Linked DNA regions of Homo sapiens: region 1 is linked to region 2. A link is an interaction called in ENCODE POLR2A ChIA-PET data of the cell type or tissue named here. Cell type or tissue: Caco-2. All regions are shown on one strand. Links, peaks and the distances in the headings refer to the core of each region. The heading gives the core; the rest is flanking DNA.

Region 1 (12,645 bases), core at 1,920-9,919, 54 kb before region 2:
GGTTTCCTTTTACAGATAAGAAAACAGAGCTATAGAAAAGTTAGCAATTCACTCAAACTGACACAGGTAAGAAGTGGCAAAGCCTGGATTAGGCAAATAGGCACAAATAAACTGGGAACTGGACTAGAGGCTATGCACATCATCTTGCCCTCCAGTTGTGCCTCTGAGAAGGAATATGCTGCTCAACCCTGAGCAAATTTGAAGACATCTCTGTGTCCTTTTGGTGACCAAACAAACAAACAAAGAACTCAGAAACTATGGCAAAAAGCATTACAGAACAAAATAAAGAAGTAGCACGTAGGACCAAGAAAAAAAAAACCCATGGAAAGGATCCACTGTGGAATCTTATAAGGATCCTTTAGGAAGCTATTTAGCATCCTGTCGAAGCACGATATTATAGACCGCATTCCTTTTTTAAAATATCACTTTCTATATTAAGTCTTGAGGTCTTGAACTTTCTGCTTCATTTCTTTAAAAAAAAAATGGTATTCCATCTCTAGCCTTAAAAATACCAGGTCCTCCTAAATACAAAGGAGAAAAAGTATTAATATAGGAGTGAAAGGAGAAGGAGAACTAACAAACAACACAGCAGTTCACAAGATAAAATTCTCAGATAAAGTCAAAGGCCAAATTTTACAAGAATAAAAACATGTTCTAAATCTAGTAACCGTAAGAGCGCTCTTGAAAACTGTCTATAAACGTCCATTTTTGAGAGACAGGCCTTCAAAAGTTTAAAGCTTCTTTTATGGAATAAAGCCTTTTATTCCCAAAGGACATCTACGCTACTTATTCACTGTTAGTAGCAGTATGAAATTAACACTCATGATTTTAGAGTGTGTATAAACTCCCATTGTTTTGTTATCATGCAGAGGATCTTAAAACTCTATCTTTGTTCTTTTTGCTTTGATTTATTTCTACCTTCTTATGTGCTTTCTATTTTTCTAGCTTTCTGCCCTGTCTCTTGCCATCTTTTTTGTTTTCTTCTTTTGCTTATTCCTCTCCCCACCTCCTCTACCTTCTGCTTCTTTGGAAGCAATTATCTCTATTTTAATTTTAGGAGTTACCATAGACATGTTAACGTGCTTGCTTAAAGTTAATTTCTTGATGCTGTACCCAAGCAATGCAGGAACCATAGAATACTTTATAATTTTTCATCTTCTTCCATTTTGTATTATACTTTGGCTAGTATTTGGATTCTATATTGTTTTTTAATCTCACAAATTAGATATTATTATTATTTTTACATGTAGCCAATGTTTATTTAGCTTTACCCAATGTATTTTTTGATTTATTTGTCCACAATTTTTTCTCACATCTCAGACCTTCCTGCATCTGGCCTCATAATCTTACTGCCTAAAGCAATTATTTCTTTCCAAAAGCTTTATTTGATTTTCTTCAATGTGCTAGATTTTGTAAAAACTATTATTCCTTGCTTGTAAACTTTTCATTTCTTTAAACACATCAAACTTGCTATTTTATATTCCGAGTCTAATAATCTTTATGGATCTGATTTTACTGTTTATTGTTTTTGATGGTTCTCATTCATGGTGCTTTGTTTTCCCGTGCTCATCCTCAAGGCGGGCTAGATCTTTCTCAAGGAAAGGTGACTATGTGTATATGTGTTTCAATGTGAAGTTGTGTCCCTTGGAACCTTATCTATAAGAATTCTTTGAGACCTAATTGAGATTGCATTTTTCCAGAGAAGATTTGCATTTGTCCCTCCCAGTTAATTATACAAACATTCTGAGACCACTTCAATTAAAATTCTTTTTTGATTTTTCATATGTGGGGGATATAAATTCATACAAAAAGCCAGGTGAGGGTCAGGTTGTAGTTACAGATTCTGAAGTGAGATTTTCTACTACAGTCAGCCCTCTGTATCTGTGGGTTCCATATCATGGATTCAACCAACCAGTGATTAAAAGAAATAAACAATAAAAAATAACAATGCATTAATTTTTAAAAGACAAAGTTTTTAAATGCAGTATAACAAGTATTCACATAGCATTTACATTGTATTAGGTATCTTAAGTAAATCTGGAGATGATTTAAAGTATACGGCAGTAAGTATGTACATTATATGCAGATTCTATGCCATTTTATATAAGGGACTTGAACATGGTATCTGTGAGAGTCTTGGAACCAATCTCTCAAGGATACCAAGGGACAACTGTATAAATTTCAAGTGAGATTGTGTTTACCATCGCCACTGGCCAAAGACATGCAGTGCCTCTCCACTCTGTTCTTCCCCTTCAGTGCACATGGCAAAGGCCTAGAAATGTTACAAGTTGGGCTGGGTGTGAGTGGTAGTGAAACTCTCCCTGCTGTATCTCAGTCTGTGACTGTTTAGCATATATTCCTCATTCAAAGTAAATTTCAAGTTAGTTTTTTACAGAAACACCTTTTGAAGTTGCTGGGAAAATATGGCAGAGCCAAGAAAGTTGACATCTTTATTGTCTTCTGTTTGACATTGGGATCAAACACTGTATTTGTCATCTGCAGAACAATAGTATTTTGACCTTTATCTCTCTACACAGCATTTAGGCAAAAAAAAAATGGACTGTGTAAAGATTTTTTTATTATACTCTGCTGAGCAGGACAGTTATGTTATGACATCAGTTTTACAATTGTTCTTTAATCTTTATGTCAATAATATATTCAAACGTATTGAATCTCCTAAAGTAGTTAGCATTTACTAAGTTCCATACCTAATGCCTAAGTAACTACCTGGGGTATGTTTTAAGAAAACAACTCTGAACTGCCTGCATCTGCTGCTTTGTCATGCCTGGGAGAAACAGACTCTCTTATATTAATCTATGAAGAATTTTAAAAGAATGAAAACCCGAGTTTATCAAGTTCATGTTACTATCTTTATGTATTGACATTTGGAAATGTCTCTAGTCATTGTTTTTCATTATCACTATGGCTTTTAAAGCCTCCAATATTGTCATTTTGGCAAATAAGTGAACACCATCAACTGTGTGAAAACAATGAGCCTCACTTTGTGATGTGACATGGGGAAGATATTTTTTAATTTTCTAGCAGGTGCTGGGCCATGAGTCTGACTCATAAAGATAGTAATTATACCTCTTTTCTGAAGTGAAGCATCAGAGAAAGAACATACTAAAATTAATGGAGAAAGCAAGACTTGGGTAGTTCATTCTCTGTATCTGGAGAATCCGTGATCTCTAGAGATTTTTTTTTTTAAATGAACCAGGATAGCACAGGCATAGATATTTGTCTTTGTGTCAAAACCATGGCCCCTTAGCAAATTGAATCTCCTCTTATCTTTAGACAATTCAAGAAAGATAAAAATCTTGAGGTTTTTATAGTATTGCACACAGATAAATCCTTCTTACAGATTGGAACCAAATTTTTAATGTGTTTGAAATGGCAAAGAAAATGTATTTCAGAAATGATTTTCACATGAAAAAAACTTTTAAATTAGAAGACTCCATACAGGCAGGGTGGTGATTGTGTAAACATGCCACATTATGTGAAAATGAGAGCTGATAGATTCATGTAGAGCATGCACTAGTGATACCATGAATCAGAACAAGAAATGTTCTCTCATTCCTTAAGTGTTGAAACTAAGGTGGAAGGAGAAGTGGGGAGAGGGCTGGTTTGATAGTGAGATAGTGTTACAAAGACCAGCTGAAAACAAGAAGCAAAAATTGCAAGATAGGTGCATTTTAATTTGAATTTCAAGGGGCAAATATGTGACCTTGAATATTTGCTCTATGCCTCTTCCAGCAACCATAGATATAGGCATAAAATAGCCCTAAACCAATAGAAGATTATCTTCTCTCTCTCCCTCCCCCTATTTTTATAATATAACATAAAACAATAAGAAGAAACTGATTAAAAAGGAAATTACTAGGAATTAATTTGAGAAGGAAAATGTTGAAGAATAGTTTCCATCAATCTGGCATTACTGCATGTCCTTAAACCATCCTCTGATTGCTTGTAGCAACTTCTTTCCCAAACCTCTTCATTGTTCTTTAGCCTCAGTAAAGGATGGTGTTGCGATTAAAGACCACTGTCTTGTACACAAGTGACATATTGTGCATTACTTTGCAATCAATACTGTTTTGTGGGTTGATGATGATACTAAAGAATTGTTTGAGGTTTCCTTGGGCTTCAAACAATCAAACAAACAAAACCTACATGCAATCAGATCTTGTTATTGGCTGTGGAGAAAGGCAAGTTGTCACAGACTTCTATTACCTAGGTAGGTCATTATTTTAAAGGGATATGAGAGCAACAGCAATATAAGCCTGGAACTTATGACTAGGACAGTGTTTATGGATAAAATTTTGATCACTGTGTTCATTGTTTCTTTTCCCTGACATCTACAAGTACAGGAATGCAAACAATAACTAAGAATTTACTGTGTCCCTTCATGTTATGGACTGAATTGTGTCCCCCCAAAATTCGTATGTTGAAGGTCTACCCCCGATATAACTATATTTAGAGATAAGGTTTTTAAAGAGGTAATTAAATTTAAATGAGGTCATAAGGGTAGGACCCTAATGCAATACAACTGATGTCCTTATAAGAAGAAGGGACGCCAGATGCTTGCACACGGAGAGAAGGCCATGTAAGGACACAATGAGAAGGTGGCCGAGTACAAGCCAAGCAGAGAGGTCTCAGGAGAAATGAAACCTGCTGATCCCCTGAGCCTGGACTTCCAGCCTCCAGAACTGTGAAAAAATAAATGTCTGTTGTTTAATCCACCCAGTCTTTGGTATTTGGTATGCCAGCCCTAGAAAACTAAGACCCTTGGGATGGTTTACAGGTGTAATGCCATCCCATTGTGATATCAAGTTGCAGCCTAGAATCCTGAAGATAGCCAAAATCCCGTGAGAGCCTGACATACATACTAGATTTGGCTTCTCTATCAACTTTTTTTCTCCCATGTGCACTATACTATAGTAACAGGAACAGAGGGACCATCAATTAGATTCAATGTGCTGAAACCCCATGAAAAACTAGGCAGTGCATGGGAGACATTTCTCAAAAGAAGAAATACAAGTGGCCAACAAACACATGAAAAAAAAGTTTTAATTTGCATAGAAATGCAAATTGAAAACACACTGAGATATCATCTTACACCAGTCAGAAGGGCTATTATTAAAAACAAAAAACAACAGATGTCGTTATGGATGCAGAGAAAGGGGAATGTCTATACACTGCTGGTGGGAATGTAAATTACTTAAACCTCTATGAAAAGCAGTGTGGAGATTTCTCAAAGAATTAAAAATAGAACTACCATTCAGAGCAATCCCACTACTGGGTATTAACCCAAAGGAAAAGAAATCATTATATAAAAAAGACACCTGCACATGGGATATATATATATATATATATATATATATATATATATATATATATATCCCATGTGCAGGTGTCTATATATACACACACACACACACACACACACACACACACACACACACACACCATGGAGTACTACACAGCCATAAAAAAATAATGAAATCATATCCTTTGCATCAACATGGATGGAACTGTAGTCCATTATTCTAAGTGAACTAACTCAGAAACAGAAAATCAAATATCACATGTTCTCAAAAGTGGGAGCTAAACAATGGGTACACATGGACACAAAGATGAAAATAATAGACACTGAGGACTCCAAAGAGGTTGGGAGGGGAGTGGGGGTTTGAAAAATTATCTATCGAGTACAATGTTCACTATTTGGGTAACACACTAGCCCAACCCCTACCCTTATGCAATATATCCATGTAACAAGCATGTATATGTATCTCCTGAATCTAAAATAAAATAAAACTTTTTTAGAAGGAATCAGTGTGCTGGACACTGCTAAGTGCTCTGAGAATACAAAATGATTTAGAGTTGTTTCCCTTAAGGGACTCATCATCTCCTGGAGAAAGACAAGATGAGCCAATACTCTGATAAAGGTGTAAAGAGAAACTTTTGGAGCTAAGAGTGATTGATTTGAATTTTGGGCTTGGGATTCTGGGAAGGGCAGGGAGGATCAGTGAAGGTTTCACAAACAGGGAGAAGTTCAAGTAGGACTGTTTTGGTACCTATTGATCTCTAGCAATACAACTATGGAAAAACATAAAGAAGCTCATTCATTATCTCAAGGCAAGCTATGTGCCTGGACCTGAGCTAAGAATTAGAGCTATAACCTTAAGCAAGACAGAGTTCCTGACTTCAAAGAGTGTATAGCCTGCTAACACACTCGTGATCACACCACCAAGAGTTAACCACTGCTGATATGTTGGTGCGGTCCTTCCCAATTTGAAAGAAAAAAAAGTTGAGATTACCCTGTGCGTACAGTTTTGTGCCTTGGTTTGTTTTTTCTCTCCTGGTACACAGATATTGTGAGAATTTTCCTCACAGCATTAAATAATCTACAAAATCATGATTTTGAATTGATACATCACACATTGTCATATGAATATATCATTGTTTACTTGAGCGATTCTCTGTTGCTGGGAAATGTTTTCTAGTTTTTGCTACTACAAAATAACACTGTAACAAATATACTTAATCTTTATGCTTCTCTCACAATTTTCTTAGGGTAAGTTTCCAAACTAGCTAAATAACTAGTTCAAAAAGAAAGAACATTTTAGAAGCTCTTGCTGATAGTTTTTCTAATGTGGCTTATAGAAATGTTGTCCGGGTTTGTGTTTCCCTAGCAGGTATCTGAGTGTCTTCTGCCTGGAGATTGTCAAGCGGCAGACCATGAGGAAAGCAAGCCTGGTCCCAGGAATGGGGTGGGGAGTTTTGGCCAAGCGTGACATGAACTAAAAAATGCTGAAAGAAACCAAAAGACAGGCTACAAACTACAATCAATGAATAGCCAGTAGGAACTTGGCAATTAAGGAAATAAATTGTAGGAAATGATTACAACACAGTCCAAGTCAACACAAAGATTTTATTTGCTTCTAGCACAATTTTAGGGCACCATTCTGAAACCTGTGTGTGACTAAAGGGATTCTGAGAAACAAAGGTTCACTGTGGGTGTAGTTAGAGCTCCTTGAGTAGCAAGCAACAGAAACTGACCTTGGCTCATCTAAATCAAAAGGGAATTTACTGGAAAAACAGCTGATCTTTCAATAGCTCAACTGGAAATCAGGTCCAGAAACTAGGAAAGAACAAACAGGAACCGGGGTGACGCCATAGGCAAGAAGCAGCACAGAATCAAGACCTAGGACCTCCTCATTGGGGTCGCTTGGCTACACAACTGTGAATCACAAATGAGCTCCAGTTGGTTTCCATCTTTTGATGACTTTGTTCAAATGTCAGATTCCAAGGAAGGAGGATCTGACCGACCTCATGTGGCTCACATGCATTACCCCAGGCCAGAGAAAGGCAGACACCCTGACTAACAACTTTCCATATGTAGAATAAGTAATTCTTAGAGGTAGGTCAGGGCACAGCCAGCCAAAACCAAAACTGTTTACCATACCATGTTACCTGGCAGGTGAGGTACACTAAGATTTAACCATTGTTAATCTCTGAGCCCAAATTAATTTCCCACATCGAACTCCTGCCTCCCCACCCCACCACACCCCACCAAAGTAGAATTCTGTGGAAGTGAAGAGACCCAGGAACTGTTAAGCTTTGATCAGACACGACTGAGAAATTCTAAATACCAGCCATCGTGTATGTGGTGCTGTGCTGGAAGTTGGTATGAATAAATAATTAAAATAAATAATCCTGCTTTAACTTGAACTGAGGTTTAGCCTTTCTCCCTCCCCACTTCTTTTTCATCTGGAGCTCTGGGCTTTGACTGATTAAAAACAACAAGGGAGCAAGTGAACTGGAAGGAGTCTTGACTGAGAGCCAAAGCCAGACTCCTGCTGCCTTCTGCTGGGCCAGAGTCCCCTCCTCCATCTGATGAGCCTAGTGCAGAAAAGAGAGCCCAAAAGATATTGCCTGGCTTTGTTTGAGAGGAATGCTAAAACCAGATCAGTACAGGGGGCAATGGGAAGCTGGCTCTCCCCAAGAGGTCTCTCCCTTGAGACAAAATCTCTCAGGCTTGTCTTTCTCTCCTGGCTTGTAGGAATCACGCCTCATCCCAGTGGCTATAACTGAAGCCATTGGCCCTGCGTGTGCTGCTTCTGGTACCCGCGAACAGAAAGAAGAAACCCAGTTCCCCTCAGGCACCCTCATCATTCAGCCAGGCAGTGATAGGAAGAAAAGGGGAACTGATAACTTTCAGGAACAGAAGCAAAGTAACACAAATCTCATGGCACTGTGGCACATGACAAGTCACAGGATCAGGGCGGGGGTTCATGCAGGAATGTAACACGGGAGATGAGCTGCCCTTGAGGACAGGGCGGTGGTCAGGAAATGGCAGACTCCACTCTTTCTGAAAAGAGGCCAGGAGTCCTGGTCTCAGGTCCTTGGGTACTGCAGAGCAGACGTCATTAGACATTTCCTTTGAGTAATCAGGACTGCAGGTAATGAATTACTCCCTTGGGAAGTGGGTTTGGGGCTGCAAAGTGGGGACAGTGATCCTACACTGATCTCCAGAGTCAACTCAGTCTTCAAGAGTACATTCTAGAAAGACTTTGGGATCTTTACATCCACAGAGCCAAGGCAAGATCCCAAGAGCTCTGGAGAATGCTCTTTCAGAGTCCCAGAGGAGTGGAGAAATGACCATTTGGTCCAGGACACTTGCTGATTTGGGAAGGGGCGGCCTTGCCAGTCTGTGGAGCCAGGGTCTGAGTAGAATCATCACAGAGTACTCTGCCCAGAAAGAGTTACAGTGGCCCCACCACATGCAGAATTTAGAAACTGCCATGCCATACAATACTAGTAAAAATATTAACAGGGTTCCAGTTTTCCCCACGATAAACACTTCAATATTTTTTTCTAAAATATCAAATCATTTCCATTTTTTCTCATTTTCTAGGGCTTTGTTTGCCTAGTCTGCTTCGGGTAACGATGTGCTAGGCATGGCCCCAGGAGGCTCCAGCAGACTTTGTTAACTGGCAAGAGGCTGCTTTTGTGCATCACAGCAGGAAGAAAGTCTACATGTGAAAAGCTTCCTGCTTGGAACATGGGGGTCAAGAGGACTTGCTCCTAAGGAGGAGAATATCTGTCCTGGGCAGGCTCTGTTCTCCCCCACAGGGCTTCTCTGGGTGGGCCCCTCAGCCCCATCTGCAGAGCGGAGGCTGAAGGACCAAGAGCAGGTCATGTGGGTCTGAGGGCACCTGGGATGAACTGTCACCCTGAGAACTATCTGTTGAACGCAGCCTTCTCTTCGGTGACACTTAGTCCCAATCTAAGGGTCTCTGGCATGGAGCGTGTCAACTCAGCATGCAAGCTCTGCTGCACCGGCCATCCCTCTTCCACAGATGCTCTTGCCTGCCTTTCCCTGTACTCAATCCCACCCTCGCTCTGTGTCCATCCCTAAACCCACTGTAGCTGGAAGTCCATTTCTCTCCTTCTATGGGGCACTTACATTCTTCTGACCTTTCACCTGTGTTGCCTACACTTAGCTTTTCCTTTTAACTTTTAATCTGTTTTGGGCTCATATCTAAAGTCTATCATATGCTCCAGAAGGCCAGGGTCATTTTTTTTTCTATTCTCTGTGTGTCCTGCACAGTCCCTAACACATAATAAGTGCTCCTCTGTGTCCCTTTTTCCTCAAAAAGCTTGCTGATAATAGCTCAATTACAGGACACATACATCACCTTCACACATTACCTAGAACAGTGGCCCTTAACCTCTTAAGAGTGACTATATTCTTAAGAATATAGTGAAAGCGACAAACCCCTCCTCAAAAAGATGCACATGGACATATATGGAAAAATTGCTTCATGCAAATTTCAGGATTTTACAGCCCCTCTGCAACCTGTTCAGCCATTGACTCTAAGCTAAGAAACACTGTTTAAACCGGTTCTTTTAACTGCACTGCGAGGTGGCTGCACAGACATTGTGGCCTGTGTTTAACAGGTGGGAAAAACTGAGGGTTGGAGATGGGGAGAGACTCCTCCAGACTGCTCTATATGGTTGATTGGTGTGGCTCCTTGCCCAGTGCCCACATCTCCTTTGATATCTATTTTGCAGATTTGCCCTGAGAAGTGCAAAATCAACACAGAAATATCTCTTCCATCAGTACCTGTGCATCAGGGCAGAAACTGTAATTCTTGTCATTCTTGCCCTTGCTATGATGTTTGGCATCTGATGAAACAGTGCCTCACAAAGTCCAGCTGCAATTCTTGCCAGGGCTGAAGCGAGTTCCTCTCCTGGTGTCAGAGGACAGCTTGCTTATTGTTGTAAATTTTTTATTTTCTCATCAGAGGCTCCCAGCTGTCTCTCCAAATCTGAATACAAGAAGTCAAATGTGAGAGCAGCCAGGTGGAGTTATTAGCATTGCGGCAGACCTTCTCATCTCAGCAGCTGCATCAGTTATTCTCGTGTGTTGGCTTGAGATGCCCTGCACCAAACCATGGGCCCTTTACTCAATCGACCCCATGATTCGGAAGGCCCCGGCATCTCGGCAGGCAAATGACGTGATGAGGAAGGAGTCATGGAAGGGCATTGAGCCAGCACCTTACACAGCAGCTTCAGTTTCCACTGTCAGTGCGTGATATGTGAATGAAAATCCCTGCGTAGTCATTAATGCATAATGCCTCAGTCACTGCCTCAAAAATCAATCTTTTACTGCCTCAACGAGGAAAAAAAACAATCCCACTGCTCTCCCAGGCCCTGTAGTGTGAGTCTATCATGGCCACTTGGGCATCACTTGGGCTCAGCTCCCTGACATGACAGAGTGTAATAGCTTCATAAAAAAGCAAGAGTGGTGGTTTTTTCAAACACCATTTGCTGTGTTTGAACAAATGTGCTTCATCACAGCTCCGCCTGCCTGTGGGCTGCTCTGTAGCTGACAGATAGCCCCAGCCTAAGGAAGCTAAGGTAAAGATACATGAAGTTCACCTTCCTGCACACTCAAAATATTCAAATCTTCTCTAACCACAGCCACAGGGCTCGTGCCAAATAGGTGTGCCCCTTCCTTGAATTTGTATGTGTGAATATTTCAAGCAGTGATGGCCCTGTATACCTTCTAAGGAAAAATATGTCTCTCAAATCAGCTGTTGTTGTTACTTTTTGCCCTTGTGGTTTCCCGGCATGACCCCAGGCACCTGTTAGTAGCTGTTGTGCTCCAAGACCACAACCTCCTAAACAAAGGTATTTATATTTCAAAGGGGATGAGGCCTTATTCAGTTCCTTCCTTCCCCACCTCCTTTAAGAAAATTCCAGCATTTGGGCTGGGCGTGGTAGCTCACTCCGGTAGTCCCAGCACTTTGGGAGGCCGAGATGGGTGGATCTCTTGAGGACAGGAGTTCGAGACCAGCCTGGCCAACATGATGAAACCCCATCTCTACTAAAAACACAAAAATTAACTGGGCATGATGGTACATGCCTGTAGTCCTAGCTACTCAAGAGGCTGAGGCAGGAGAATTGCTTGAACCCAGGAGGCAGAGGTTGTAGTGAGCCAAGATCTTGCCATGCACTCCAGCCTGGGAGACAGAGTGAGACTCCATCTCAAAAAAGAAAAAAAGAAAAGAAAATTCCAGTGTTTGACTAGCGTGCACTGTGATAGCCTGTCAGGGAGAAATATTTGGCCAGAGGTGTAAGTGGCTGCTGTGCACTGTTGTGTTAAAATGACGGTGACTCTAGGAGTCAGGACACTGTGTAGGACATCACTGAGCATCATGTCTGGTACTTTCTCTCAGCCTCCTTTGGGAATCACCTGCATCAGTGGTTCTCAACCAGGGGTAGTTCAGGAGACATTGTCAATGACTGGGGATACTGCCAGTGTTTTTGATATCATAACTTGGGAGGAAGAGGAGGAGGAGGAGTGCTACTGGCATCCATTGGGGAGAGGCCAAGGATGCTGCTCAACATCCAGCAGGGCACAGGACAGCCCCCCACAACCAAGAATTATCCAGCCCAAATGTCAATGGTGCCAACGTTCAGAATCACTGGCTACATTGACTAAGTCACTGCCACTTTCGCACTACAGTCTGTTCCAATAATCTGTGGTAGAGATACACATCTGGATAGGAAAATTGTCATCCTTCTTCAATTCATTTAAATTTCATAAAAATGTATTGGATGTCTAACCTGTGTAAGGGCCATGGGAATGATGACAGAGAGCGTCTCGGCCTTCCAGAAACTTAAGTCCAGTGACAGAGACAGACAAGTGCGTACCAACCATGCAATGCCATATCAGGAGCGGGTGGCGAGTGCTGTCACAGCATACAAGGGGCTGGGAACCTGAGAAGCAGAGATGACCTCCAGCCGGCCCAGAGGGCAGGCAGGCTATGCAAAGTTTTCAGAAAAAAATAGATGTGAGCTGTGGGGGCTGCAGGGATGAGGAAACCTCACACAGGTGAAGCAGGACGGGGAGCTCTGAAGACTCAGGGAAGAATGTGAGCAAAGGCAGAGATGCTGCCTGGTGGGATGGTGGGAAAGGAAGTAAGGGGCTGACTTCTGTGGCTTGCCCTAGGCCGCCTGGTGCACTAGGGTGGAGGAGGCTGACTTTCTTCCTTTTGTTACATTTACTATTTTGGAATAGTGGGCCACATATTTACATTTCAGACTTTTATAGTCTCTTCCTTTGTTTGCTACGGT
Region 2 (12,645 bases), core at 1,877-9,876:
GCTCCGCCAAGCAGGAAAGAGGGAGGAGGATGCTGGGGAGAAACAGCAACCCTCTGCAGCCCAGGTCTTCATAGGGACACTAGCAAAGGGACAACAGGTCATGATGGGGATTTAGTGTCCTCTGGGAATTTTTTCCTCCCAGGGAACATGAAGATCCAGCTGAGCTCAGTCTTAAGAAATAAGTCTTAGGGTGACTGAATAGGAAGCGAGTGAGCTCACTGGGAACCAGAGAGGTAGACATATTGGGTACCTGGGCAGAGGTACCAGCTGCTCTGTGTAAACTCATATTCCATAATCAGAAAGCACACTTCATTTCTTTTCTTTCTTTCTTCTTTTCTTTTCTTTCTTTTTTTTTTTTTTTTTTTTTTTTTTTTTTTTGAGACAGAGCTTTGCTCTTGTTGCCCAGGCTGGAGTGCAATGGTGCGATCTCGGCTCACTTCAACCTCCACTTCCTGGATTCAAGCGATTCTTCTGCCTCAGCCTCCCAAAGTAGCTGGGATTGCAGGCTCCTGCCACCACGCCCAGCTAACTTTTTTGTATTTTTAGTACATACACGGTTTCACCATGTTGGCCAGGCTGGTCTTGAACTCCTGACCTCAGGGGATCCACCGGCCTCAGCCTCCCAAAGTGCTGGGATTACAGGCATGAGCCACTGAGCGCAGCCAGTACATTTCATTTCTATGGCACCTCTGGTTTGTTTAAATTTGTCGGCTGGCTTAAGTACTCCTTGGGGTTAATGGCTCAGGGGGGGTGGGAGTGGGTGAGTATTTAATTAGAATTCATTCCATAGGGGCCTCTTTGTCCTGTTAGGGTCAGCTCCGACCACTTGTTTCTCTGCACCGGGACTGCTGCCTTTATTGGACTTGTTAGTGTCTGTCAGTAAATGATAACTCATTTGAACTGTCTCCAGAATCACAGTGGTGCAGGGCGCAGAAGCTTCTCACATTGGTGTTTCACATTCTAGGGCTTAGAAGGGAGGCAGGGGTCAGGCCACTCCTCCAAACCATGGAGACTGCAAGCCAGAGAGCTGGCAGGCACCCAAGGAGCCAGGCCTCATCCTGGGGTGACAGAGAACCAAGGGAGCTGCAGACCCCCAAGGGGGCAAGCCTGGGACTGGCACCCTGTCAGCAAGAAACTAGTAGGGAACTGTGGGAATAGGCAGGTGGACAGCTGGGGTCCACAGAAATGGAAAGCCAGAGGAACAGAAAGCATTTCCTTCCCTGCAGGCTACATTCCACGTGCAGCCCCACTGTACTCGGACCTGTGAGCCACAGCCACGAATCTAGCCTTCAGAAATACTCACATCTGTGCAGAATGACAGGGTGCCACTTTGTTCATTGTACCATTGCTTGAAATAGCAGAAGACTTGGATCAATCTAAATCTCATCAATAAAAGTCTGATTAAATAATTCACAGTCTGTGCAGACAGTGGCATACTTCAAACGAAGCGCCTCACACTGTGATGGGGGATGACCTCCGAAATACATTGCTACATCAAACAAATACAACTAGGTTCAGAACTGTGTATTATCACTTGTTATTTCTTAAAAGGGGGCAAGTAGAGTGGGGAAGGGAAGAGAATATATATTTATGCACTTATTTATGCATAAACTATCTTTGGAAGGATTCCCAGACTGGTAATATGGTAATATTTTATTCCTCCAGGAAGGAGGGTGCCGGGATTGGGTGTGAGGGATGGGAGGGGACTGTATCCCAGCCCAGCCCAAACTTAGTAGCTTAAAGCAACCCCCATTCATCCAGCTCAATCTCTGTGGTTTGGCTGTGGTGGCTGGGGCCTCTCTGCACATGAGGACCAGGAGGCTGGTCCTGCCTTCACAAGGCAGCGTCAGAGTTCCCAGGAGCCAGAGACTCCTGAGCAGAGCAAGCCCAGTGCACAAACACTTTCAGACTCTTATTTGCATGATGTTTGCTGACATCCTTTTGGCGAAAGCAATTCACATGACCAAGCCCAAATTCAAGGCAGAGAAATAGACTCCATTTCTTAATGGGAGGAGCCACCAAATATTATGGTCACTTGTTTAAATCTACCTCAAGGTAGGGCAGGGATGATGACGGAGGGAGAGACTTTTCTCTTTTTAGCCTTTTGAACTTTTTGAATTTGAGTCATGTCAATATTACCTAATCAAAAATAACTAAAAGCTTAAAATTTAAAATAGATTCCCTGAGATTAGCTTCAAAATAATTCAGCTGTTGAAGGAGATGAGGCAGGGAGAGGGGAGAGTTGAGACATAGGCAAAATGAGATTGGCAGTGAGTTGGGAACTGCGGAAGCTGGGTGATGAACACAGGAAGGCTTGTAATAATCTACTTTGTGGATGCTCAAATTTCTTGCAGCAGGAATTTTTTTAAATAATAAAAAAGAAAGAACTAATAGCAAAAACTCACACTTACTAGACTTACATGGTAAGTGCATTGCCTGCGTCATCCCCTACAAGGTGGTCGGGACTCTTGTGGCCTTAACAACAGCTTTCTTGAGTGGCAGCTGCAGAGTGAGGCCACAGGGCAGCCTAAAACAGAGAGGAGAGCAGGGAAGAAAGGAACGTAGGAAGCTGCCTGCCAGTGTGGGCAGGACTTGTAGCTGAAAATCCAAGGATTGGGATGGTATTTGGTGGTGGCATGGAAGGTGAAAAATACTTGATTGTCTCAGAAACACACACAGAGCTTATGAGGGTTGGAAACAAGACGGGAGCCTTTCCAAGGATTCCAGACAAACACTATGGGGCATGTGAGCACATTTGAAGGAAAATGACTCAGTAGGAAATTTTCTCAATAGGTAGATTTTCTTGCCTCTTATCACTCAAAATGGCCACATGTGTGATCCTGGGCCTCCAGTCACCCACATAGCCTGGGCCTGGCGCTGAAAGGCTGGTCATGGAGCAGTTCTGAGAATGCTATTCTATGGCAGAGGAGGAAATCCTTCACCGTATCTTCTGAGTCCCTGGCCTCCCTAGCTAACCCTTAGAACTCTCTCCCTGTTCCAAATGTCTGCTAAGAGTTTTCCCAGAGGCTGTGGCTTCTGAAGCCATGTTCAGCCTCTGTGGAAAGCTCAGCTTTTAGGTGTGTTCCTGTGAATGCCAGTGCGTGCACCTGCAGATGCTCCTCCTGTGGCGGCTACAAGGTGGACACCTCTGTAGGGGAAGTGACTGTGGTACTTTCTAGGAATTTAGGGGTGTCCCCCACCCCAACTCTAGGCTAGGGTAGGTGACACCTATATCATGCCTTATTCCTGTCTTTATTGCTGAATCTCCACATTGTTTAAAATTGTTCATCACTATTCAAAGACTTAGTATTAAAGAATTACTGTTAAGTTTTTAGGTGTGATACTGGTATTGTTAAATTTTGCTTCATCCTTTTATTAAGGTATAATGTATATACTGAAAAGTGAACAAATTATATGTGTACAGCTGAAGAGATTTTTAAAAGAGAAAACACCTGTGTTGCCAGCCCGCAAGTCAAAAAAAGAGATCATCGCAAGCAAGATATTCATGTTGGTTAAAAAAGAATCTTTGTAGTAATATGTCCTTAAGGATCTACAGAGGAAATATTGATGTCTTGGGTTTGCTTCAAAATAACCTGGAGTTGAGGGAAGGCACAGACTAAACAACGTTGCTCACCAATTGATAACTATGGAAGCTGGTAAGGTTTCCATAGGCCTTCTATGTATTCTCTGTCTTGCTCTCTGTCTCACATATTTAAAATTTCTCCGATAAGATTTTTAAAACAATCATTAGAAGCCTTGGCTTTAACTGAAGCAGAGGTGGCTCTGAGGCATGAGGTAAAAGCTTAGAGGTGAAATTAAAATGTCCCTTTAGGATATTACTTGGTAATTAAGAATCTTTGAGTCTACTGGATTAAATATGTAAATAATCTATCTTTTTAAGTGGGTTTTTATGTGCCTATCTTCTCTGTGTCACTGAGAGCTTCCTGCAGGTGCTGGGTTTTATTCCTATCTGTATCCCTGCTGCTTATGTAGTACCATTCTTGGCACACAGGAGGTGCTCAGAAGTGCTTGCTGAGCAAATGAATGCTTGAATGTTATATCATATCCTATGACAAGGTCTAACAGAGCACCAAGGTGGTGTAGGTGCCCAAAACTGCTATATCACTTAAATTGAAATCAACACCACCAACTTCTTTTCTCTTTTGTAGTTGCTTCCAAACAATAAGTTGCTTAAATCCTAAAATATCAGAATTGAGAGGGACTTAAAGGTCACTTTGTATAACCTGCTTATGTTCTAGATGAGGAAACCAAGGTCCAGAGAACTAAGTGAACTTTTCAAGGTCACACAGCTGTTAGGGACAGAGCCAGAGCTAGAGCTCAGCCTTGTTGAGCCCCATCGGGCCTGTTGTTATTATATCATCCAGCTCCATGGCTGTTAATTTGACACACCCAAAATCCTATTTTCACAGGTAAAGAGAATTTCAAAGAGGTGAATATAATTTTCCCAAGGTCTTCGGTCATCGTGACTCCATAGCTCTATCAAAAACAGTGTTTGCCACCTTGGGTTATGGCCTTTACTTTGAGAAAATTTAAAATTCAGAAACTTTAATTTTAAGAACAGAGAGGTGATTATTCTCATTAGAAAGGACTTTGATGCACATTTTTATGCAAGAGGTGAATTCTTCTTTCAAATGTCTTTGAAATATGGGCAGATTTTTTAAACTTCCATCTACATCTAGCTTGTTAGGAACAAAGCAACTGTATAAAATCAGGCACAGCCCAAGCCATGTCCTGTCCTGTCAAGTGTCACAAGGGTACTTTCAACATTCCCAAGCCAAAAAATAAACCAATCAAAGATAACACACCAAGACTGGAAATAAATGAAAAACCCCAACAACAAACAAACAAAAAAAGTCAACCATTTCATAACGTGGTATCTTTTTAAAAAAACATATTCGTTTAAAAAAAGTTGTTAAATTAAAATGTTAAGATAACCATGCCTTATAATTTAATTTTGTTGTCTCTCAAAGCAGCATAACTATAGTGGTCTTTTGTGCCATTCATTTTCTGGGCTTTTCCATGCAAAAGTATGTTGCAGCTTTGTCCAGTGCCTTTTTCAAGCATCTTGTGACATTTCCATCCCCCTACCTAACAGGGTGGTCGGATTTCTTTGCTGTTAAGAGGATTACTGAGACGTTCCCCTTTATATAACTCAGAAGACTCCGTAAATAACAAGAAAGAGCAAACAAGAGATGTCAAGGAGAGAGGTTACAAGCAAGGGCTGCATTTCAGAGAAGCTGGCTAAGCAAAAAGAGGTCAAAGAACTTTCTTAATTGACACTGATAAAGCTGGGGATTGAGAAGCAGTGTCCTGGGCGCCATTTTCATGGGCAAGCAGAGGGGTTAGCTTACATTCATCCATCAAGTGTTAAGCTTTAAACCCAAGAACTTCGGGTGAGTCAGGGCCAATGACCGGTAAAGGAATGAGACACCTTATCTCTAATCAACCCTGCCTCAAAATAGCTCTCTTCCTTTGGGCAGAGACTCCCAGCACACTATAGTTCAGGGAAGTGCCTGAGCCACACTTAGTCAGAAAGTCAATGAGTACGCTTTGTGTACAAAGTTAAGTTAGACCTCTCTGCGTGGAGCAAGGCATAATTTAACAACCCTCACTATGGCTTGCATCAAATCAAGATGTTCCAGCCAGGAAGGAACTTACAGTTTACCTGGACCAGCTCCTCATTTTACAGATGAATAAACTGAGACCCAGGGAGATGGATGATTTGCAAAAGAACACCAAGGGAGTCAGTGGCTGGGCTGAGGGCTGAAACCCTGCGCTAGAGCAGACATTCTCTTTCTCTTGGCAATTCTGCTATACTCATCTGAAAAATGAATGAAACACTCATGCCCCTGGTCAATTTTCCTTCCGTTGTTAAGGAAATCATTGCCAATGCTCCAATAGTTTCTAAGTCAACACATTCACAGGCAGTTTTTGTTAAACCCTTTCATTGTGAGTCTCCCAAACTTCCTCTTCTATCTTCATACTTCAGAGAGCTTTACTTTTGAGGTTCACTGTGTGGGCTGCCACTGTTGTTCCTTTCTCCACTGCTGGGAGAATGTTACAAATGGGTAATTGAAGTACTTGGGGTGTTGCTCTTAGGATGGGGTCAGACAAAAATTGACACCAGCCTCATCAGCTGTTCACCCCTAACAAGGGTTGTGACTCACAGCTCAGGGACTGCTGTTTCAGAAATGATCTGTGACATGGCACAGCTCAAACATTCCTGCCTCGATGCTTCCTACACCGCCATTTGCATACTGTGTCCCCTTTGTGCGTCCGCCACACAGTATGGGCTCTGTCCAGAGCTATCAGAGGCACATGAGGTCTAAATAGGAGTGGGGGAAAGCCTGGAGCTTGCAAAAGACTGCTGAAAACTGGGCAAAATAATAAGGATTTAGGACATGGACAGACAAAGTTCTGGAATGTGCTGTTAGAAAAATGCCTGGCCCTATCTAACTTGAAGGAGTTTTGTGTCATGTTATTACTATCCAAGACTTTGTGTCAGAGACTGAAGAGAAATAAAGCACTAAGGGACAGGACATTCAATTTTGACACCCCTTCGTTTCTCCATGATTGTCATTTCTTAAATGTTCCACTTATTTCCTCCATGAGTCAACTGGGCTGGACTTATTGCAGCTCTCAGGTGGAAACTGGTCCTAGTTGTTCTTCATGCATGAGATTTATCTCTTCTAGCTAGACTCCAAGTTACTCTATAAAAGTCTCAGGGCTTTATAATTCCCGCAAGGTTTCCTACTGAGGGCTGGACATACAGGAGGTGCTTAATAAGTGTTAAATAACCATGTCCTGCTTGGTCAGCATCACAGTTTTAAACTCACTTCATGCTAAAGTCAGGTCATGCTATTCAGGTGCTCATTGCATTCATGAGAAGGCACAAGGGCAAAGAAGAATGATCGCCCGAGGTTTATACCCAGTGAATGACAGAGCCAAGCCTCAATCCCAGGTCTTCTGAAATCAAATCCAGTTCTCACTAACTCTTCTGTCTATCATAGGATGGATAAAGAAAATAGGCTAAAGGCATTTAGGTTAAAGCTGGTGAAAAGTGAAATCGTTCATTGCTGGGGGTGGAGGGTGGGGCAGGTCTTAAAATTTTTAAAGGACAATTTAACTGTTATATCCTCAGCTTACTACATAAGTTACACAAAGACTTCCATACATTTATGTAATTGTAACAGTGTTTAACTTTTTTCTTGCAAGAGTTCCATCATAATCAATTGGTTTAGCAGAATAAAAATTGGTTTCTTTTTAGCTGAAGAACTAAAAATAGGAGGCAAATTAATATTCAGCAAATGAGATGAATCTCTATGAGGTATGGCTTTATTGTTCTGATGAACACCAACTCAATGTGGTGTTCGAAATGTCTCAGTAACACCCATATTCATGTTCAAAGATGATGTCACCAAGGAACATCCACAGGCATTCACTGAGTGCACAGCACGGTTCTGGATGGCTTTCCAGAACCATCAGCTAGCTATAGGACCTTAGGTACATACTAAAGGACCCAACGTTTTTTTAACACCAACCATGTTCCAGAAACCTTGAAAAACACTTTGCATGTTATTACATTTAACCCTTGTGACAACTTTATGATTTAAAATGAGGACCCTTAGCAGAGAGTAGTCATTAATTTACTCAAAATGACATGGCCAATAAATGGCAAAGCTGGGAGCTGTATCAGATATTAGTGACTCCAAAGCCCATATTTTTCCCACTATACCAGAGCTTCTCAATCCTAATTCATATTAGTATCACCCAAGGAGCTTTCATATTGTAATGATGCCTGGGTCTCACCTCAGACCAATTACATCAGAATATCTGAGGATCTATCCTGGATGTTTTTTTCTGGATGTCTTTTCATCACCCTAAGTGATTATACTATGCAACCAGAGTTAACAACCACTGAACTGGGTGTGCTGAGACTCAGTGCCTTCAACTGTAAAGTAGATGGAGATCTCTACTTTCTACTTCTGTAGTCACCAGAAGGCTAATTACCCTGGGGCCAATAGCTGCCTGAGAAGCCCCAATCTGCACCTAGAGTAAGCAGTTGTCACCCATACTGTCAGATATTCTCCCAACTTTCTACTTAAGTGTGGGCTATGAGTACAGCTGTTTAAACTTCCAGGAATGGGACTCTAAGATATACAATTATTTCATATATTCATATATATGTGAACCCCAAATATCTGAGACAGATCTCAGTTAATTTAGAAAGTTTATTTTGCCAAGGTTGAGGATGCATGCCCATGACACAGCCTCAGGAGGTCCTGATGACATGTGTCCAAGTTGGTCAGAACACAGCTTGGTTTTATACATTTTAGGAAGACATGAGACGTCAATCAATATATATAAGCTGTACATTGGTTCTGTCTGGAAAGGCGGCACAACTTGAAGCTGGGAGGGAGCTTCCAGGTCACAGATACTTGAGAGACAAACGGTTCATTCTTGTGAGTTTCTGATTAGCCTTTCCAAAGGAGGCAATCAGATATGCATTTATCTCAGTGAGCAGAGGGGTGACTTTGAATAGAATGGGAAGCAGGTTTGCCCTAAGCAGTTCCCAGCTTGATTATTCCCTTAGTGATTTGGGGGCCCGAAGATTTATTTTCCTTTCATATATATATATATATATATATATATATATTTTTTTTTTTTTAAATCAGAACAAGGCCCTAAAACTCTAGAAAGATTCCCATGCCATTATTTTCTCTGTCTTTCTTTCCAGATATCAATCATAGCTATTTTGGTGAAATCCCTATTGCTCCAAACTATTTTAGTGCTGCCTCTCTGCCATCATGACAACAAAGGTCTTTTGAAAAATGTTCATAACCTTTGACCCAGAATTCTTTTAAGGAGGTAAACCAAAAGCAAGGAAAAAAAAGAACAAAAAAAGCTTTGGGAAGAAAGATGTTCACTGCAGTATTATTTATTATAGTGGAAAACTGGAGAAAACTCTTATGTGTAACAGTAGAAAAACAATTTAATAAAATATGAGGTAGCTTACTAAATGGAAAAATGCTTATTGCAAATGGTTTTTACATAGAGAGTTAACATGGAAAAATATTAATATTAATTCATGTTAAAATGCTGAATGAATGCAGGTACAAAATTACATAGTGATCTATGAGTTACATTACATAGTGTCATATCAACTATGTACGTCTTTTTATACACAGAAAAAAGAAGAAAAAATTATATTATTCCAAGGTTAAAATACCTAAAATTTAGAATATTTAGAATTGGGTTAAAGTACCTGAAATTGTTTCCACTATCAACCCAATTCTATATGTTTGAAGAACAGCATGTGAAGGTGGTTATGGAGCAGGCCCTGTCCAGAGAAATTTTATATCCGGCCCTGGGACCTCTAGGCCTGTATACACAGATAGAGGACTTATAAACAGCAGAGTTGAAACATGAGTGAATCTGAAAGAGCCAGTCCCTCAAGATGAATCCTGAGTGGCTACATAAATTTAATATAGAGCCAAACGGCCATTTACTGACTAGAGATTACACACTACTCTGAGTTCCTGGAAAACCCACAGTCGGCTTAACACTGGGGCTTTGACAGCTGACTGTTACCGCTCATGTGGCCTGAAGCAACGGAATAGGCTGTGCTCCCCATCAACCAATCAGGACTCAGCTGCATTGATCAATCAGAACCAAGCCAGTTTGAATTGTTCATTTGCATAAATGGACCTGATTGGGAACCCAGGTAGGAATTTTCTCTGTAAACGCCAAACTGTCTCTTTGTTCTCTTCATTTTACACTTAGGGCTATGTTTCCTCGTCTGTAAACTGTTCATTGTAATAAAGTCTGTTTCCTCTAAATTCCTTTTCAGAGAACTTTTGTTCACACATAAAACCACAGGTCACGTGATTTTTTTGTTTGTTTTTGGAATGGTATGCACAGATAAATTTAAAATTACAGTCAAGGGAGGGGTAGCTAAGACAGCCCAGTGACGATGATCAATTCTACGTCAGGAAGAAATCAAGAAGAAAATGGGGTTCACAAATGAGTTAGTAACAACCGAGATTTCCACTTTGAAAGTATCTTCACACCGTTATTTCACGGGATCCTCAAAACCCCCTGAGGTGGTAGGAAGGTGATTGTTGGTGTCAGTCCCATTTTGCAGAAGAGAAAAATGAGTGTCAGGCAGAGTGGCTCGCTCGGTGCCCTGGCGGCGGCAGCGCGCCAAGGCCCAAGGCCCCTCTGGTCTCTGGGCTTAGACCTACGGCAGGAGGCGGGGGAAGCCTGCAGCGCAGCTCAGCAGCAGGTGGCAAGCCCTCTACCCGCTGGGAACGTTCAGGGTTATCAGCCCGTGGGAAGCAAGGTAGGACCCGCAGCTTGCAAGAATCTGCAAGGTGGGAACGGCGTTCGGGATGTGTTTGGCCCCCCAAGGCCAAGGCACGAAGGGGTCCCAGGCGGGTCGCCAGCGGCGCGGCTTACAATGGCCGGTTCGACCCAGAACGGTCGCCGCCGCAAGGCGGGTGAACTTTCCCGCCCTATGCGCCTGTTTCCGCGGGCCAGGCCGTCCGCCCGCGCCGCGTGGCCTGCCTAGCTGCACCTTAGCCCCCATGCGCCGGGTAGGCCCGGGCCCCGCCGCCGCGCTCTGAGCCCGCGTGGGTCTCACAACCATGGCCCTCTTATCTGCTCCTGTGCTTCGGTGTTTGGTTTTCCCTGTTTGACAGACTGAACCTTGTACTTTCGCAAATAACAAGTGTTTGCTCAGCAATCCAAGCAGCACCGGCAAGATTGCAGGTGCTGCGGCGGGCATGAGAGGTCATGCATTCGGGATGCCAGGAGGTCCTGGAGTCAGGAGCCCTGCAGCCCCTTCAGGGATGCCAGTGGCTTGGGCTGAACCCCAGACTCTGCCCTCGAACTTGAAGGGAACTTGAAGCTTCTTTAGGCCAAGTTTTATTGAAGGGTGTCCTGGGACACAATTCAGTGACTAGTAAATTTTGGCCATCGGAAAGCTCTCTTTACCCTAAAGAAAGACGAATACACTTAATGACAATTATGATAATAATAAATTTAGAAAGGCAATGGTAATTCTTTTTTTCCTAACTTGTCTCACTCTACTTCTTTTAAATTCAAAACAGGTCCCCTTTTTGCTGTTGTTAAAAAGGATTTTTTAACTTCTGAAATTAAAGCAGAGTATTTCACTTTTGTTAAAAAATAGAACTTAATCCACAGTTGAGATTTTTGTTTTTCTAGACTTGAAAATCTGCTTGTAATTTGCACAAATGCCTTTCACTTCAAAACCTTTTATCCAAATAGAAGCACAAAGTTGTACTTGCCTTTCCTTCCACAGAAGGCGTTTCCAGTATCTTGCATACACAACAACTTGCTCAGGTTAAACATAGTTTCATTAAAGAGCTATTAAATGGTGCTCTTAAAGTTTATCTTTGCATTTTAAAAGGGGTATAGATGTTGCCAAAACAGCAAGGATAGCATGTAGGGTACTTTGCAGTTCTCTAAACTTTTTCCTCCCTGGAGTCACTGAAGTCCCTTCCTGGCTTAAGTCACTTTGGTACTCAATACAGTGTTTGTTTACATCATTTAGCATTATGCCCCTTAGCTTTACCCAGTGTCATTTTAAGAAATGATCGGGTGAAAAACAGCTTTAAATTATCTGTAAAATTGCCATAGATATTCATTATGTTGCTTCACATAAAAAATTCCTTGCAACTAATTTCCACTTGGACTTTAGTACTAGAATGAAGTTTGCCTATGTTTTCTTTTTTCAGTTAATGAAAGCTGTGGAATGCATGGGACTATTCTTTTTGCCTAGGAATCTCAGAACTTAATTTTGAGGATCCTCCTTAGCCTACATTTTCTGACATAGTTCTTACCCTACATCTCCCTTTCCCCCAACCACCATCAGATATTTCTTTCTCTAAGTTATTCATCCCATCTTTGTTTTAAGGTACCTATATATTCTTTTATGATTCCCTTTAAAAAATCGCAGAAGTAGGAAGATATAAAAATTAGTTATTCTAGACTTCCTCAAAATGTTCTTTCAATCTGCTTTTAAATGGCATATACAATCATTCTCGGCTTTGGCATTTGGTTCAGGTGACACCTGCAAGTTACCTTACCAAAGGCCTACCCAGAATTGTGTACAATCCCAGCAAACAAGGCTCTGCCCCTCTCAAGAGTACTCTCAAACAGCAATGCATATCTCATCTAATGCATTACTATTTTGTGAGTCACTAACAAGCTTCAGTACTTTGTTTTATTAGTAACAACTGACTCACAGCACACCTTGTAGCTGTGGAAGCCCCATCTGATACCCAGACCCCTGATGCAATGCAGCTGCTCTGAGATATGCCGGGAAACCACAGCTCAGGAATCAGTTCTTATTTTCCTTCAAGTAGCAGCACAGATTTCCTTACTTTCAACTGTCATGAGCTGAACTCATTTTTCAACGAAGCCTAACATCTGTGCTTCCTTCCATCCAGCAGGAAAACTTTATTTCCCCAGAACTTATTTCTTCAGTCAAAGGTGTCTGCCAGTTCTCAAGAGAGCTGTACTTACAAAGATGCCCAAGAAGCAACTGGGAAAAACTCTTTGGGGTTCTGAGGACCCTTAGAGGAAAAGCTGATGGAAAAG

What was found. ChIA-PET counts read pairs that join two places held together with the same protein. Peaks named below come from ENCODE experiments on the same cell type or tissue, not always from the same donor. Only the 100,000 strongest peaks of a DNase experiment are listed, where the experiment ranks them.
Region 1: POLR2A ChIA-PET joins it to region 2 with 5 read pairs; 4 of 35 experiments call an interaction of 5 or more read pairs at or near these places.

Annotation. Positions count from the first base shown.
Region 1 is chr3:157,056,312-157,068,956 of GRCh38, forward strand. No RefSeq gene overlaps it. Among named protein-coding and RNA genes, the nearest start is that of LINC02029, 19 kb to the right of the region's middle. RefSeq lists a silencer at 7,984-8,063 and an enhancer at 8,334-8,463. In Caco-2, for the core only: no CTCF peak of the experiment used is centred there; a DNase peak (open chromatin) is centred at 2,280.
Region 2 is chr3:157,109,984-157,122,628 of GRCh38, forward strand. The region is part of intron 1 of LINC00880 (long intergenic non-protein coding RNA 880); the gene reads right to left. Among named protein-coding and RNA genes, the nearest start is that of LINC00880, 6.7 kb to the right of the region's middle. In Caco-2, for the core only: no CTCF peak of the experiment used is centred there; DNase peaks (open chromatin) are centred at 5,418 and 9,638.